2 separate regions of the Homo sapiens genome follow, and region 2 is linked to region 1. Evidence: read pairs that join two places in POLR2A ChIA-PET (ENCODE). Cell type or tissue: HepG2. All regions are shown on one strand. Each heading gives the region's core, and the rest is flanking DNA. Links, peaks and the distances in the headings are about the cores only.

What was found. Peaks named below come from ENCODE experiments on the same cell type or tissue, not always from the same donor. Only the 100,000 strongest peaks of a DNase experiment are listed, where the experiment ranks them.
Region 2: POLR2A ChIA-PET joins it to region 1 with 5 read pairs; 5 of 35 experiments call an interaction of 5 or more read pairs at or near these places.

What each region holds. Positions count from the first base shown.
Region 1 is chrX:49,133,462-49,141,795 of GRCh38, reverse strand. LOC105373195 (a long non-coding RNA gene) reads left to right here. Exons shown (of 3, transcript XR_007068230.1): 3 at 1-2,191. Among named protein-coding and RNA genes, the nearest start is that of GPKOW, 14 kb to the right of the region's middle. In HepG2, for the core only: no CTCF peak of the experiment used is centred there; a DNase peak (open chromatin) is centred at 4,085.
Region 2 is chrX:49,007,998-49,016,331 of GRCh38, reverse strand. No RefSeq gene overlaps it. Among named protein-coding and RNA genes, the nearest start is that of GRIPAP1, 9.9 kb to the right of the region's middle. In HepG2, for the core only: no CTCF peak of the experiment used is centred there; no DNase peak of the experiment used is centred there; H3K4me3 peaks cover 377 bases.

The DNA of each region.
Region 1 (8,334 bases), core at 115-8,114:
CCCCTATGACTACTGTTTTTGAAATAAGATCGAGGACTGGCAGCTGGGGAAAAGCTGATACTAGTAAAGTAATAACTAGAACAGAAGAGAAAGGAGTCCCCAAACAAATTATCTTAAAATTTGATGCCTGTGCAGCAATCAACAGTGACCCATATGGAAATAGAATAAGATGTGGCTCTCTAGATTGGGAAAGGGGCTATATAGTAGAAAATAAGTATGTTTGTCATGAATTAGGACTGTGAAGTGATGAATGTAGTTACTGGTCCTGTGTCATTTAGGCCACCTGGAAAAAAAGATGAGAAGGACCCTGTCCGCCTTCAAAAAGGAAAGAGTAACTCTTCCTGCACTAGTGGTCACTGTAACCCATTGAACTACTAATTACCAATCCCCTTGATCCCTGCTGGAAAACAGGAGAGTATGTAACTCTAGGAATCGATGGAACTGGACTGGATCCCTGAGTAAATATTTTAGTCCAAGGGGAGGTCCACAAGCGATCTTCCAAACCAGTGTTTCAGACCTTTTATGATGAGCTGAATCTGCCAGCACCAGAGCTTCCACAAAAAAGGACAAAGAACTTGTTTCTCCAGTTAGCAGAATATGTAGCTCATTCCCTCAATGTTACTTCCTGTTATGTATGTGAGGGAACCACTATGGGAGACTGATGGCCTTGGGAAACCCAAGAATTAGTGCCTACTGATCCAGTTCCTGACATAATTCCAGTCCAGAAGGCCCAAACTAGCAACTTTTGGGTCTTGAAAACCTCTATTAATGGACAATACTGCATACCTAGAAAAGGAAAAGACTTCACCATCCCTGTAGGAAGGCTCAATTGTCTAGGACAGAAGCTGTATAAAAGCATAACAGGGACACAGGGACAGTCACCTGGTGGGGTCTAAACCATACTGAAAATAATCCCTTCAGTAAATTTCCTAAATTACAGACTGCTTAGGCCCATCCACAATCTCATCAAGACTGGATGGCTCCCGCTGGACTATACTGGATATGTAGGCACAGAGCCTACACTCAGTTACCTGATCAATGGGCAGGTAGTTGTGTCATTGGCACCATTAAGCCATCCTTTTTCCTACTGCCCATAAAAACAGGTGACCTCCTAGGTTTCCCTGTCTATGCCTCCCAAGAAAAGAGGAGCATAGCTATAGCAAATTGGAAAGATGATGAGTGGTGCCCCGAAAGGATCATACAGTACTATAGGCCTGCCACATGGGCACAAGACGACTCATAGGGATACCATACCCCCATCTACATGCTCAACTGGATCATACGGTTACAGGCCATCTTAGAAATAATCACTAGTGAAACTGGCAGAGCTTTAACTCTTTTAGCCCAGCAGGAAACCCAAATGAGAAATGCCATCTATCAGAATAGATTGGCCTTAGACTATTTGCTGGCAGCTGAAGGAGGAGTCTGTGAAAAATTCAACTTGACCAAGTGCTGTCTGCAAAGAGATGATCAAGGACAAGTAGTCAAAAATATAGTTAGAGACATGACAAAGCTGGCACATGTACCCATGCAGGTTTGGCATAGGTTTGATCCTGGATCCCTGTTTGGAAAATGGCTTCCAGCTCTAGGAGGATTTAAAACTCTTATAATAGGAATGATAATGGTGTTAGGAACCTGCATGTTACTCCCCTGTATGTTACCCATATTTCTCCAGTTACTAAGAAGCTTCGTTATCACCTTAGTTCATCAAAAGACCTCAGCACAAGTATACTACATGAATCACTATTGATCTGTCTCACAGGAAGATCTAGATAGTGAGGATGATAATGAGAACTCCCACTAGTGAGTGAGGTTCTCAAAGGGGGGAATGAGGAGAGAGGCCATTTCTCCTACTGTCCCCTATCTCCAAAGAAAAGGAGGAAGTAAAAACTGAAAAAATAACAGACTGATCAGCACCACTGGCCAGGCCCGTAGGTTAAAGATTAACCCACACCCTAACCGCTTGTGCTATCTATAGATCACAGACAATGGTATGGAGAAACACTTGCCTTGCTCACCACCCCCACCTAGCCATGTACCCCATGCTTGTTCAATCTATCACGACCCTTTCATGTGGACCCCTTAGAGCTGTAAGCCCTTAAAAGGGCCAAGAACTCTTTCTCTGGGACTCAGTTCTTGAGACGCAAGCCTGCCGATGCTCCTGGCCGAATAAAGCCTCTTCCTTCTTTAACCCAGTGTCTGAGGGGTTCTGTCTGCGGCTCGTCCTGCTACAAAATGATCCTGAGATGGGATGAGTTGGGATTCCAAAAACAGAAGCACTAAATGCCAGGGCGATAAGCCCAAAATGCATATTGGGGGAATTTACATACAGAGTGCTGCAGAGACAGATCGCTTGTGGACCTCCCCTTGGACTAAAATATTTACTCAGGGATCCAGTCCAGTTCCATCGATTCCTAGAGACAGCACTCTGTCCTTATGAGGGACAATGAGAGAAAAGGGGTGTTCTACTTAGGTATGTCCACAGCCAAAGGGTCACGGTATGGAGTTTATATGAGGCTTTAAGGAATTTGTTCAGGGCTAGGGTCAGTTTCTTTCAGTGCTTGGGCAACAACCCAGATACCTTTATCAGTGCCTGGGAATGTTCAAGGCCTTGGTTTGGGTTCAAGCCTGCTGAGAAAAACCTGCAGCTCGCTGGGTGGAAGAATGGCCAAAGCACTCTGTGATTTTAGGTCAGAACACAAAAAGAAAGGAGGAGGAACTCAGGGATCCTACACTAGGTGTGGACCTCTTTGCATTTATCTTACTTGTTCATTGAACTTCTTGGATGTGTAGATTAAAATTTCTCCATCAGGGACCCACGTGGTGACTCATGCCTATAGTCCTAGTACTTTGGGAGGCTTAGGTGGGCAGATCACTTCAGGTCAGGAGTTCAAGAGCAGCCTGACCAACATGGTGAAACCCTGTCTTTACTAAAAATACAAAATTAGCCAGGCATGGTGGTACATGCCTGTAATCCCAGCTACTCAGGAGGCTGAGGCAGGAGAATCGCTTGAACCCAGGAGGCAGAGGTTACAGTGAGCCGAGATTGCGCCATTGCCCTCCAGCCTGGGCAACAAGAGTGAAACTCCGTCTCAAAAAAAAAAAAAAAAAAAAAAAAGGCCAGGCACAGTGGTTCACGCCTGTAATCCCAGCATTTTGGGAGGCCAAGGCGGGTAGATCACCTGAGGCCAGGAGTTTGAGACCAGCCTGGCTAATATGGTGAAACCCCATCTGTAGTAAAAACTACAAAAACTAGCTGGGAGTGGTGGTGGGCACCTGTAATCCCAGCTACTCGGGAGGCTGAGGCAGAGAATTGCTTGAACCCGGGAAGTGAAGGTTGCAGTGAGCTGAGATCACGCCACTGCACTCCAGCTTGGGCAACAGAGCGAGACTTCGTCTCAAAAAAAAAAAAAAAAAAAAGGGAAGAAAGAAAGAAAGAAAGAAAGACAAAAATTAGCTTAGCATGGTTGTGGGCACCTGTAATCCCAGCTGCTCAGGAGGCTGGGGCAGGAGAATCACTTGAACCAGGGAGGTGGAGGTTGCAGTGAGCTGAGATCGAGCCACTGCACTCCAGTCTGGTTGACAGAGGGAGACTCCATCTGAAAAAAAAAGAATAAAGAAAGTTTCTCCATCAGGCTGGGCATGGTGGCTCATGCCTGTAATCCCAACAGGTTGAGAGGCCTAGGATGGAAGATCCCTTGAGCCCAGGAGTTTAAGACCACCCTGGGCATAGCAAGACCACATCTCTACAAATAATAATTTTTTTAAAAACCTGGGCATGGTGGTGTGTGCCTGTAGTCTCATCTACTTCGGAGGCTGAGGTGGGAGGATCGCTTGAGTCTGGGAGGTTGAGGCTGCAGTGAGTTGTGTTGAGCCACTGCACCCCAGCCTGGGTGACAGAGTGAGACCCCATCTCAAAAAAAAAAAAAAAAAAAAAAAACAAGTTTCTCCATCAAATGTGGGAAGTTTTTAGCTGTTATTTCTTTGGATATTTTTTTCTGTTCCTTCCTGTTTAGTCCTGATAACTAAGTAACAAGGAAGGGGCCCTAGTTCAGGAAGGGCCCCAGGATGGGGAGAACAATGAACAATTGTTCTGAGAGATGGCTAATCACAAACAACCTGCTGGCACAATGACCTCATTCCACCAGGTAGGCCCCTCCAGCATGAACCTCCAGCCCCCGCCTCTTGGCAGACAGCCCCTTCTCTGCTGCCTGTTGTACCCTGCAATGTATCTTCATACTTTCTCTAACAAATCTGCTTTTCTTTTTTCCTTTTTTTCTTTTTTTTTTTTTTTTTTGAGACAGAGTTTAGCTGTTGTTGCCCAGGCTGTAGTACAATGGCGTGATGTTGGCTCGCCGCAAACTCTGCCTCCCAGGTTCAAGCAATTCTCCTGCCTCAGCCTCCCAAGTAGCTGGGATTAATTTTGTATTTTTTTAAATAGAGACAGGGTTTCTCCATGTTGGTCAGGCTGGTCTCAAACTCCTGACCTCAGGTGATCCTCCCACCTCAGCCTCCCAAAGTGCTGGGATTACAGGCATGAGCCACCATGCCCAGACTTTTTTATTTTTTATTTTTTTAAATTTTTTTGGGGGGGACGGCGTCTCCCTCTGTTGCCAAGGCTGGAGTACAGTGGCGCAATCTTGGCTCACTGCAACCTCCGTCTCCTGGGTTCAGGCGATTCACCTGTCTCAGCCTCCCAAGTAGCTGGTATTTCAGGCATGCACCACCATGCCTGGCTAATTTTTGTATTTTTAGTAGAGATGGGGTTTCACCATGGTGGCCAGGCTGGTCTCAAACTCCTGACCTCAAATGATCCACCCACCTAGGCCTCCCAGTGTGCTGGGATTACAGATGTGAGCCACTGTGCCTGGCCTAAATTTGTTTTTCTTTTCTTTTATTTTCTTTTTTTTGAGACAGAGTCTTGCTCTGTCGCCCAGGCTGGAGTGCAGTGGCCCGATCCTGGCTCACTGCAAGCTCTGCCTCCTGGGTTCACGCCATTCCCCTGCCTCAGCCTCCCGAGTAGCTGGGACTACAGGCACCCACCACCACACCCAGCTAATTTTTTTTTTTGTATTTTTAGTAGAGATGGGGTTTCACCGTGTTAGCCAGGATGGTCTCAATCTCCTGACCTCATGATCCTCCTGCCTCGGCCTCCCAAAGTGCTGGGATTACAGGCGTGAGCCACCACGCTGAGCCAAATCTGCTTTTCTTTACCTACGACTGTCTTGGTAAATTCCTTTACTGCTTGCAACACAGGCCCCAGCTACTCGCAGCCATGATACTTCCTGTCTTCACTTCTTTTATGTATGTATGTATGTATGTATGTATGTATGTATGTATGCTTAATGTTCCCCTTTCATCTCGCATGTCTCCACTTCTGCTGCTATTGCTGTTACTTGTGTGTTGGTGCACCTAATGGTGTCCCATATTTCTCTGATGCTGTGTTCATTTTTCTTGATTCTTTCTACTGTCTGGTCTTCAGTTTGCATAATCCATATTGTTCTCTCTACTAGTTCACTGGTGCTTTTGCCTGCCAGCTCTAATTTACTGTTATCCCCTCTAGTGAATTTTTTTCTTTTTTCTCTTCTCATTTCAGTTATTATACAGTACTATTCAACTTCAAGATTTGTGGGGTTTTGTTTTGTTTTGTTTTGAGACGGAGTCTCACTCTGTCGCCCAGCCTGGAGTGCAGTGGCGCGATCTCGGCTCACTGCAAGCTTTGCCTCCCAGGTTCACACCATTCTCCTGCCTCAGCCTCCTGAGTAGCTGGGACTACAGGCACCCGCCACCACACCAGACTAATTTGTTTTTGTATTTTTATTAGAGACAGGGTTTCACCGTGTTAGCCAGGATGATCTCGATCTCCTGACCTCGTGATCCACCCGCCTCAGCCTCCCAAGGTGCTGGGATTACAGGCGTGAGCCACCGCGCCCGGCAATTTGTGGGTTTTTTGTAATTTTTACTTCTTACTTAATCTTCTCTATTTGATGAAATAGCGTCATCATACTTTCCCCTTCCCTTAAGGTTTTTTTTTTGGTCGTTGTTATTGTTTTTTGGGTTTTTGTTTTGTTTTGTTTTGTTTTGTTTTTTTGAGACGAAGTCTAGCTCTGTTGCCCAGGCTGGAGTGCAGTGGCACCATCTCGGCTCACTGTAGCCTCTGCCTCCCAGGTTCAAGCAATACTCCTGCCTCAGCCTCCCGAGTAGCTGGAATTACAAGCATGCACCACCACGCCCGGCTAATTTTTGTATTTTTAGTAGAAATGGGGTTTCACCATGTTGGGCAGTCTGGTTTCGAACTCCCGACCTCAGGTGATCCACCCACCTCGGCCTCCCAAAGTGCTAGAATTACAGGTGTGAGCCACCGCACCTGGCCTATTTTATTTTATTTTTATTTTTGAGACAGTTTCACTCTTGTTGCCCTTGCTGGAGTGCAGTGGCGTGAGCTTTGCTCACTGCAACCTCTGCCTCCTGGGTTCAAGCAATTCTCCTGCCTCGGCCTCCCCAGTAGCTGGGATTACAAGCATGTGCCACCACACCCGGCTAATTATTTTTTAATTTTTAGTAGAGATGGGGTTTCATCATGTTGGCCAGGCTGGTCTCAAAGTCCTGACCTCAAATGATCCACCCACCTCGGCCTCCCAGAGTGCTGGGATTACAGGCGTGAGCCACCACACCCGGCCTATTTTCTTGAATAAATGTGTCTCCATTTGCTGTATGACCTTTGAAAACTCTCAGGGGGTTGTTGTTTTATTTTTTAATAATTTCCACCAGTTATGCTTGCTTTGTTGGGGAGAAGGTCCACTAAGCTCCTCATCCTACCCATCTGAAAGTCCTTCTCTCTCTAGTTTTTAAAATGGTGATATATAGCTAATAGAGAAGAACATGCATACAATGTACATAAACAGTTTAATGAATTGTAAAATTAATATATGTGTAACCCCTGCCAGGTTAAAAAAGAGACTGTGACCAATTCCCCAGAAGTCACCTGCACACTTCTGAAATTGCTTTTTCCACTTAACAAAATATTCTAGCTATTGTTCCCTGTTAAAACTTCTAGAAGAATTTTTAAACCTGTTTAATCACGGTATGGCATACACTGATTTATAAGCATACAGATTGATGAATTGTCACAAATAACACAGAAAAGCTTACTCCTATGGTTTAGACACGGTTTGGCTCCGCCAACCCTCGTGTTAAAATTTGATCCCCAGTGTTGGAGGAGGGGCCTGATTAGAGGTGTTTGGATCTTGTGGGTGGATCTCTCAGGAAGGGAGTGAGTTCGTTCTCACTCTTAGTTCCCTGGGGAACTGGTTGTTGAAAAGAGCCTGGCAAAGGCTGGGCGTGGTGGCTCACTCCTGTAATCCCAGCACTTTGGGAGGCCGAGGTGGGTGGATCACGAGGTCAAGAGATTGAGACCATTCTGGCCAACATGGTGAAACGCTGTCTCTACTAAAAATACAAAAAATTAGCCGGGCGTGGTGGCGCGTGCCTGTAGTCCCAGCTACTCAGGAGGCTGAGACAGGAGAATCGCTTGAACCCGGGAGGCGGAGGTTGCAGTGAGATGAGATTGCACCACTGCACTTCAGCCTGACAACAGAGTGAGACTCCATCTAAAAAAGAAACAAAGAGAGAGGAAGGGAGGAAGGAAGGAAGGAAGGAAGGAGGAAGGAAGGAAGAAGGAAAGAAGGAAGGAAGGAAAGAAGAAAGGAAAGAAAGAAGGAAGGAAAGAAGGAAAGAAAGAGCCTGGCACTTCCCCTCTCTCTTGCATGGCTCTTCCTATGTGATCTCTGCATGGTGGCTCTCCTTGGACTTAGGCCATGAATGAAAGCAGCAAAAGGCCCTGACCAGAAGCCAAACAGATACTGTCATGCTTCTTGTACAGTCTGCAGAACTGTGAGCCACATAAACCTCTTCACTTTATGAATTACCCAGCCTTAAATAACTAATAAGTAAATAAAAATGTTTAAAAAGATTTCAAGTGCCGGGCACAGTGGCTCACACCTGTAATGCTAACACTTTGGGAGGTCAAGGCAAGAGGGTTGCTTGAGCTCAGGAGTTGGAGACCAGCCTGGGCAACATAGTGAGTCCCAATTATATAAATAAAAAACATTTATAAATAAAAATAAATACATTACCCAGTCACAAGAAGATCACTTGAGCCCAGGAGTTCAAGACAAGGCTGGGCAACATAGTGCGACTTCCTTTCCACTAAAAAAAGAAAAAATTAGCTGGGAATTACTTGGGAGCCTGAGGTGGGAGGAGTGCTTGAGCCCAGGAATTTGAGATTGCAGTAAGTTATGACTGAGCCACTGTACTCCAGCCTGGGCAAACAGT
Region 2 (8,334 bases), core at 17-8,016, 130 kb after region 1:
CTGGGATTACAGGCGTGAGCCACCGCACCCGGCCGACAACCTGGTTCTAAAAGTCATATGGAAATGTAAAAAAACTAAAACAACTTTGAAAAACAAGAACAAATTTGGAGGACCTGCACTTCCTGACTTCATGACTTATTATAAAGCTACAATAATCAAAATATTGTGGTATCTGTGTCAAGACAGCCAATTATATCAATGAAAGAGAACAGAAACCCCAGAAATAGACCCACACATATATGTTCAATTGATTTTTGAAAAAAGTGCTAAGTGCAGAATGGATATTCTTTTCAACAAATAATGTTGGAACAATTGGATAGCCATGTGCCCTCAATTTCTTTTTTTCTTTTTCTTTTTCTTTTTTTTTTTTTTTTTTTGTGGAAATGGAGTCTCGCTCTGTCGCCCAGGCTGGAGTGCAGTGGTGTGACTTCTGCTCACTGCTACCTCCACCTACCGGGTTCAAGCAATTCTTGTGCCTCTGCCTCCTGAGTAGCTGGGACTGCAGTCGCATGCCACCACGCCCAGCTAATTTTTGTATTTTTAGTAGAGATGGGGTTTCGCCATGTTGGCCAGGCTAGTCTCCAACATCTGGCCTCAAGCAATCCACCCGCCTCGGCCTCCCAAAGTGCTGGTATTACAGGATCCCTGAAGTTTTAACACTCATTGCCTCATAGGGGAGAGGATTGACTGAGAACAGCTGGGAAAGAACTGGGGTGATGTAAACATTCTTTTTTTTTTTTTTTTTGAGACAGAGTCTAGCTCTGTCGCCCAGGCTGGAGTGCAGTGACGCGATCTCAGCTTACTGCAACCTCCACCTCCTGGGTTCAAGCGATTCTCCTGCCTCAGCCTCCCGAGTAGCTGGGATTACAGGCACCCGCCAGCACACCCAGCTAATTTTTGTATTTTTAGTAGAGACGGTGTTTCAGTGTGTTGCCCAGGCTAGTCTTGAATTCCAGACCTCGTAATCTGCCCGCCTTGGACTCCCAAAGTGCTGGGATTACAAGTGTGAGCCCCCGCGCCCTGCTGATGTAAACATTCTATATCATGATAGGGGTAGGAGCTACTTGAGTGTATTCTTTTTTTTTTTTTTTTTTTAGAGACGGAGTCTCACTCTGTCACCCAGGCTGGAGTGCAGTGGCGCGATCTCGGCTCACTGCAAGCTCTGCCTCCCAGGTTCACGCCATTCTCCTGCCTCAGCCTCCCAAGTAGCTGGGACTATGGGCAGCCGCCACCACGCCCGGCTAATGTTTTGTATTTTTTTTTAGTAGAGATGGGGTTTCACCATGTTAGCCAGGATGGTCTCGATCTGACCTCGTGATCCGCCAGCCTCGGCCTCCCAAAGTGCTGGGATTACAGACGCGAACCACCACACCCGGCCAAGTGTATTCTTTATCAGGCTGCTGTGAATTTTGATTTGTGAATTTTACCACATGTAAATTTTACCTCAAAAATGCCTGTAAACAGGCTGGGCGCGGTGGCTCACGCCTGTAATCCCAGCACTTTGGGAGGCCGAGGCGGGCGGATCACGAGGTCAGGAGATCGAGACCATCCTGGCCAACACGGTGAAACCCCGTCTCTACTAAAAAAAATACAAAAAATTAGCCGGGCGTGGTGGCAGGCGCCTGTAGTCCCAGCTACTCGGGAGGCTGAGGCAGGAGAATGGCGTGAACCCAGGAGGCGGAGCTTGCAGTGAGCCGAGATTGCGCCACTGCACTCCAGCCAGCCTAGGCGACAGAGCAAGACTCTGTCTCAAAAAAAAAAAAAAAAAGAAAAAAAAAAGAAAAATGCCTGTAAACAATGGGTTGGGTATGCTGGCTCCCACCTGCAATCTGGGCACTTTGGGAGGCTGAGACAGGAGGATTGCTTCAGGCCAGGAGTTGGAGACAACCCTGGGGAACATAGTAAGGTCCCTGTCTCTACTATATATATATGTGTGTGTATATATATGTATGTGTGTGTATATATATATATGTATGTGTATATATAGTGTGTGTATATATATATACATATCTATCTATCTATCTATATATTTTTTGAGAGTCTGGCTCTTGTTGCCCAGGCTGGAGTGCAATGACGCAATCTTGGCTCACTGCAACCTCTGCCTCCTGGCTTCAAGCGATTCTCCTGCCTCAGCCTCCTGAGTAGCTGGGATTACAGGCGCCCGCCACCATGCCCAGCTAATTTCTGTATTTTAAGTAGAGATGGGGTTTCACCACGTTGGCCAGGCTGGTCTCGAACTCTTGACCTCAGGTGATCTGCCCACCTCAGCCTCCCAAAGTGCTGGGATTAAGGTGTGAGCCACCATGCCCGGCCTACAAATTTTTTTTTTTTTTGAGATGGAGTCTCACTCTGTCGCCCAGGCTGTAGTGCAGTGGTGCGATCTCGGCTCACTGCAACCTCCACCTCCCAGGTTCAAGCGATTCTCTTGCTTCAGCCTCCCAAGTAGCTGGGACTACAGGCACGTGCCACCAATCCCAGCTAATTTTTTGTGTTTTTAGTAGAGACGGGGTTTCACCGTGTTGGCCAGGATGGTCTCGATCTCCTGACCTCGTGATCCGCCCGCCTTGGCCTCCCAAAGTGCTGGGATTACAGGCGTGCGCCACCGCCCCCGGCCACAAAAAAATATTTTTTTTAAAATTAGCCAGGCGTGGTGGCATGTACCTGTAGTCCCCACTACATAAGAGGCTGAGGTGGGAGGATCGCTTGAGCCCAAGAGTTTGAGGCTGCGGTCAGCTGTGATCACACCACTGCACTCCAGCCTGGGTGACAAAGTGAGACCCTGTCTTAAAGAAAAAAAAAAAAAAGGTCTGGGAGGCTGAAGTATGAGAATTGCTTGAACCCAGGAGGTGGAAGTTGCAGTGAGCTGAGATCGTTCCACACTGCACTCCACCCTGGGTGACAGAGCAAGACGCTGTCTCTAAAAAAAATATATATATATATCTGTAAACAAATATTGTACTCTGGTAAGTAGATTTGCTTTTGTAGTGGTGTGGGTTAGGCAATTCTGAAAATTCCTTTGTGTAATCTAGGTTTGAGGAAACAAGTAATTAGGAATAATGGGAGTTAGATTACTTACTAAAAGAGTGACAAATATGGATGGGGAAAACAAAAGTTTACCCTGAAGTGTTGAATTGGAATTGGAGGTATCAGGATGATCTCATGGTTTTATATATAGACAGAGAAAGAGAGTTATGTTATAAAGAGAACTAGTGTGCATGTCTGTGTATGTGTCCCCTGTCTGTTCACTGAGAGGGCCTACAAACAGATATATCTCTAGCAATGAGCAATAAGCGCATCTAGGGTACAGATTTGGTTTCATTTTCATTTTTCTATTTTTCTTCTTTTTTTTTTTTTTTGAGATGAAGTCTCGCTCTGTCACCCAGGCTGGAGTGCAGTGGTGCGATCCCAGCTCACTGCAATCTCTGTCCCCCAGATTCAAGCAATTCTTGTGTCTCAGCGTCCCGAGCAGCTGGGACTACAGGTGTGTGCCACCGAGCCCGACTAATTTTTGTATCTTTAGTAGAGAGGGGGTTTCACCACGTTGCCCTGGCTGGTCTCAAACTCCTGGTCTCAAGTGATCCACCCACCTCGGCCTCCCAAAGTGTTGGGATTACAGGTGTGAGCCACCGCGCCCAGCCGGTTTTTCCATTTTAAATTATGTCTTGAAATAATTTCGGATTAATAGAATAGTTGCAGCTGGCCCGGTGGCTCATGCCTGTAATTCTAGCACTTTGGGAGGCTGAGGCAGGCTGATTGCTTGAGCTCAGGAGTTCAAGACCAGCCTAGGCAATATGGCAAAAACCATCTCTACAAAACATACAAAAATTAGTTGGGTGTGGTGGTGGGCGCATCTACAAAACATACAAAAATTAGTTGGGCCTGGTGGTAGGTGCCTGTGGTCCCAGTTACTCAGGAGGCTGAGGTGGGAGGATCACTTGAGCCCAGGAGGTCAAGGCTGTAATGAGCCGTGTTCATGCAACTACACTCTAGCCTGGGAGACTAGAGTTGAGACACTATCTCGAAAAGGCTGAAAGGCTGGATGCAGTGGCTCATGGCTGTAATCCCAGCACTTGGGAGACCGAGGCAGGTGGATCACCTGAGGTCGGGAGTTCAAGACCAGCCTGGCCAACGTGACAAAACCTCATCTCTACTAAAAATAAAAAAAAAAAATTTTAAATTAGCCAGGCTTGGTGGCAGGCACCTGTAATCCCAACTACTAGGGAGGCTGAGGTAGGAGAATCACTTGAACCCGGGAGGTGGAGGTTGCAGTGAGCTGAGATCACGCTATTGCACTCCATCCTGGGTGACAAGAGCAAAACTCCATCTCAAAAAAAAAAATAGCCAGGTGTGGTGGCGCATGTCTGTAATCCAGCTACTTGGGAGGCTGAGGCAGGAGAATAGTTTGAACTGGGGAGGTGGAGGTTGCAGTGAGAAGAGATCGCACCATTGCACTCCAGCCTGGGCAATGAGAGCCAAACTCCATCTCAAAAATAAATAAATTAATGAAAAGTCTGGGCACAGTGGATCACGCTTGTAATCCAAGCACTTTCGGAGGCTGAGGCAGGTGGATCACCTGAGGTCAGGAGTTGGAGACCAGCCTGACCAACATGGTGAAACCCCATCTCTACTAAAAATACAAAAATTAGCCAGGCATGATGGTGCATGCCTGTAATCCCAGCTATTTGGGAGGCTGAGGCAGGAGAATTGCTTGAACCCGGGAGGCAGAAGTGGCAGTGAGCTGAGATCTCGCCACTGTACTCCAGACTGGGCAATATGAGCAAAACTCTGTCTCAAAAAAAAAAAAAAAAAAAAAAAAGTTGGCTGGGCCTGGTGGCTCATGCCTGTAATCCCAGCACTTTGGGAGGCTGAGGTAGGCAGATCACTTGAGGTCAGGAGTTTGACACCATCGCCTGGCCAACATTGTGAAACCCCATCTCTATTTAAAATACGATAATTAAAACCCCATTGTCTCAGCCGAAAATCTCCTTAAGCTGATAAGCAACTTCAGCAAAGTCTCAGGATACAAAATCAATGTACAAAAATCACAAGCATTCTTATACACCAATAACAGACAGAGAGCCAAATCATGAGTGAACTCCCATTCACAATTGCTTCAAAGAGAATAAAATACTTAGGAATCCAACTTACAAGGGACGTGAAGGACCTCTTCAAGGAGAACTACAAACCACTGCTCAATGAAATAAAAGAGGATACAAAGAAATGGAAGAACATTCCATGCTCATGGGTAGGAAGAATCAATATTGTGAAAATGGCCATACTGCCCAAGGTAATTTATAGATTCAATGCCATCCCCATCAAGCTACCAATGACTTTCTTCACAGAATTGGAAAAAACTACTTTAAAGTTCATATGGAACCAAAAAAGAGCCTGCATTGTCAAGTCAATCCTAAGCCAAAAGAACAAAGCTGGAGGCATCATGCTACCTGACTTCAAACTATACTACAAGGCTACAGTAACCAAAACAGCATGGTACTGGTACCAAAACAGAGATATAGATCAATGGAACAGAACAGAGCCCTCAGAAATTACGCCACATATCTACAACTATCTGACCTTTGACAAATCTGAGAAAAACAAGCAATGGGGAAAGGATTCCCTATTTAATAAATGGTGCTGGGAAAACTGGCTAGCCATATGTAGAAAGCTGAAACTGGATCCCTTCCTTATACCTTATACAATAATTAATTCAAGATGGATTAAAGACTTAAACGTTAGACCTAAAACCATAAAAACCCTAGAAGAAAACCTAGGCATTACCATTCAGGACATAGGCATGGGCAAGGGCTTCATGTCTAAAACACCAAAAGCAATGGCAACAAAAGCCAAAATTGACAAATGGGATCTAATTAGACTAAAGAGCTTCTGCACAGCAAAAGAAACTACCATCAGAGTGAACAGGCAACCTACAAAATGGGAGAAAATTTTCGCAACCTACTCATCTGATAAAGGGCTAATATCCAGAATCTATAATGAACTCAAACAAATTTAGAAGAAAAAAACAAACAACCCCATTAAAAAGTGGGCAAAGGATATGAACAGACACTTCTCAAAAGAAGACATTTATGCAGCCAAAAGACACATGAAAAAATGCTCATCATCACTGGCCATCAGAGAAATGCAAACCAAAACCACAGTGAGATACCATCTCACATCAGTTAGAATGGCAATCATTAAAAAGTCAGGAAACAACAGGTGCTGGAGAGGATGTGGAGAAATAGGAACACTTTTACACTGTTGGTGGGACTGTAAACTAGTTCAACCATTGTGGAAGTCAGTGTGGCGATTCCTCAGGGATCTAGAACCAGAAATACCATTTGACCCAGCCATCCCATTACTGGGTATATACCCAAAGGACTATAAATCATGCTGCTATGAAGACACATGCACATGTATGTTTATTGCATCAGTATTCACAATAGCAAAGACTTGGAACCAACCCAAATGTCCAACAATGATAGACTGGATTAAGAAAATGTGGCACATATACACCATGGAATACTATGCAGCCATAAAAAATGATGAGTTCATGTCCTTTGTAGGGACATGGATGAAATTGGAAATCATCATTCTCAGTAAACTATCGCAAGGACAAAAAACCAAACACTGCATGTTCTCACTTATAGATGGGAATTGAACAATGAGAACACATGGACACAGGAAGGGGAACATCACACTCTGGGGACTGTTGTGGGGTGGGGGGAGGGGGGAGGGATAGCATTAGGAGATATACCTAATGCTAAATGACGAGTTAATGGGTGCAGCACACCAGCATGGCACATGTATACGTATGTAACTAACCGGCACATTGTGCACATGTACCCTAAAACTTAAAGTATAATAATAATAAAAAATAAATAAATAAATAAAATATAATAATTAGCCCATCGTGGTGGCGCCCACCTGTAATGCCAGCTACTCAGGAGACTGATGAAGGAGAATTGTTTGAACCCAGGAGGCGGAGGTTCCAGTGAGCTGAGGTTGCACCACTGCACTCCAGCCTGGATGACAGAGTGAGACCCTGTCTCAAAAAAAAAAAAAAAAAAAAAAAAAAAAAGGACACAGGTGGGATCCAGGAAATCCATGCACAGGCTTCTTTATGCTCTGTACCTCCCTTGAGCAACAGACTGAAATCCAGAGGACCAGGCACAGGCTTCCAAGAGTCGCCCTGTGGAGTCATACAAGACTCAATTTCTCCAGCAATGAGTTGTGACAACATGTGCAAAGTGTTGTCTACTGGGGAAGCTCATTAGAGACTCAGTGGCCAAGGCTTTTTAGTGGGGACTGGTCACATAGGTACTCTCTACCTAGCACATATCAGAATCCTAGACTCTGAGGGAATGCAGGTGTTCCGCATAAACCACATAGTTTCTACAAACAGTTTAGGCACAATAAACCACTCTTGTTTTTTGTTTTTTTGTTTTTTTTTGTTTTGTTTTTTGAGACAGAGTCTCGCTCTGTCGCCCAGGCTGGAGTAGAGTGGCATAATCTCTGCTGACTGCAACGTCCTCCTCCTGGGTTCAAGCAATTGTCCTACCTCGGCTTCCCCAGTAGCTGGGATTACAGGACACTGCAACGATGCCCAGCTAATTTTTGTATTTTTAGTAGATACAGGGTTTCACCATGTTGGTCAGGCTGGTCTCAAACCCCTGACCTCAAGTGATCCACCCGCCTCGGCCTCCCAAAGTGCTGGGATTACAGGCATGAGCGACTGTGCCCAGCCACAATGAACAACTCGTATCAGTGTAGCAAACTGTTTACTAGCCAAATTGGCAGATGCTAGTCAAGGGCTAACCTTGCAATCAGATCTTTCTAAGGATAATAGTCTCAGTCTCTTCTGTACAAAGACATTTAAGAGAAAGTCGTTCTCCAAAGACATTTAAGAGAAAGTCATTCTCTTTTTTTTTTTATTTGAGTCAAAGTCTCGCTCTGCCACCCAGGCTGGAGTGCAGTGTCGCGATCTTGGCTCACTACAACCTCCGCCTCCTGGGTTCATGCAATTCTCCTGCCTCAGCCTCCCAAGTAGCTGGGATTACAGGCGCCTGCCACCACGCCCGGCTAAATTTTGTATTTTTGGTAGAGACAGGTTTCGCCATGTTGGCCAGGCTGGTCTCAAACTCCTGACTGCAAGTGATCTTTGTTTTTTATGATGTTGATGTCTTGATGAGTTCTTTAGTTGGGGTTTGCCTAATAGCTTCTCATGATTCGATTCAGATTATGAATTTTTGGCAGAAATACCACAGAGGTGACTTGTGTCTTTCTCAGTGCATTACGTCGGAAAGCACATAATACCAATTTGTCCCTGTCCTGGTGACG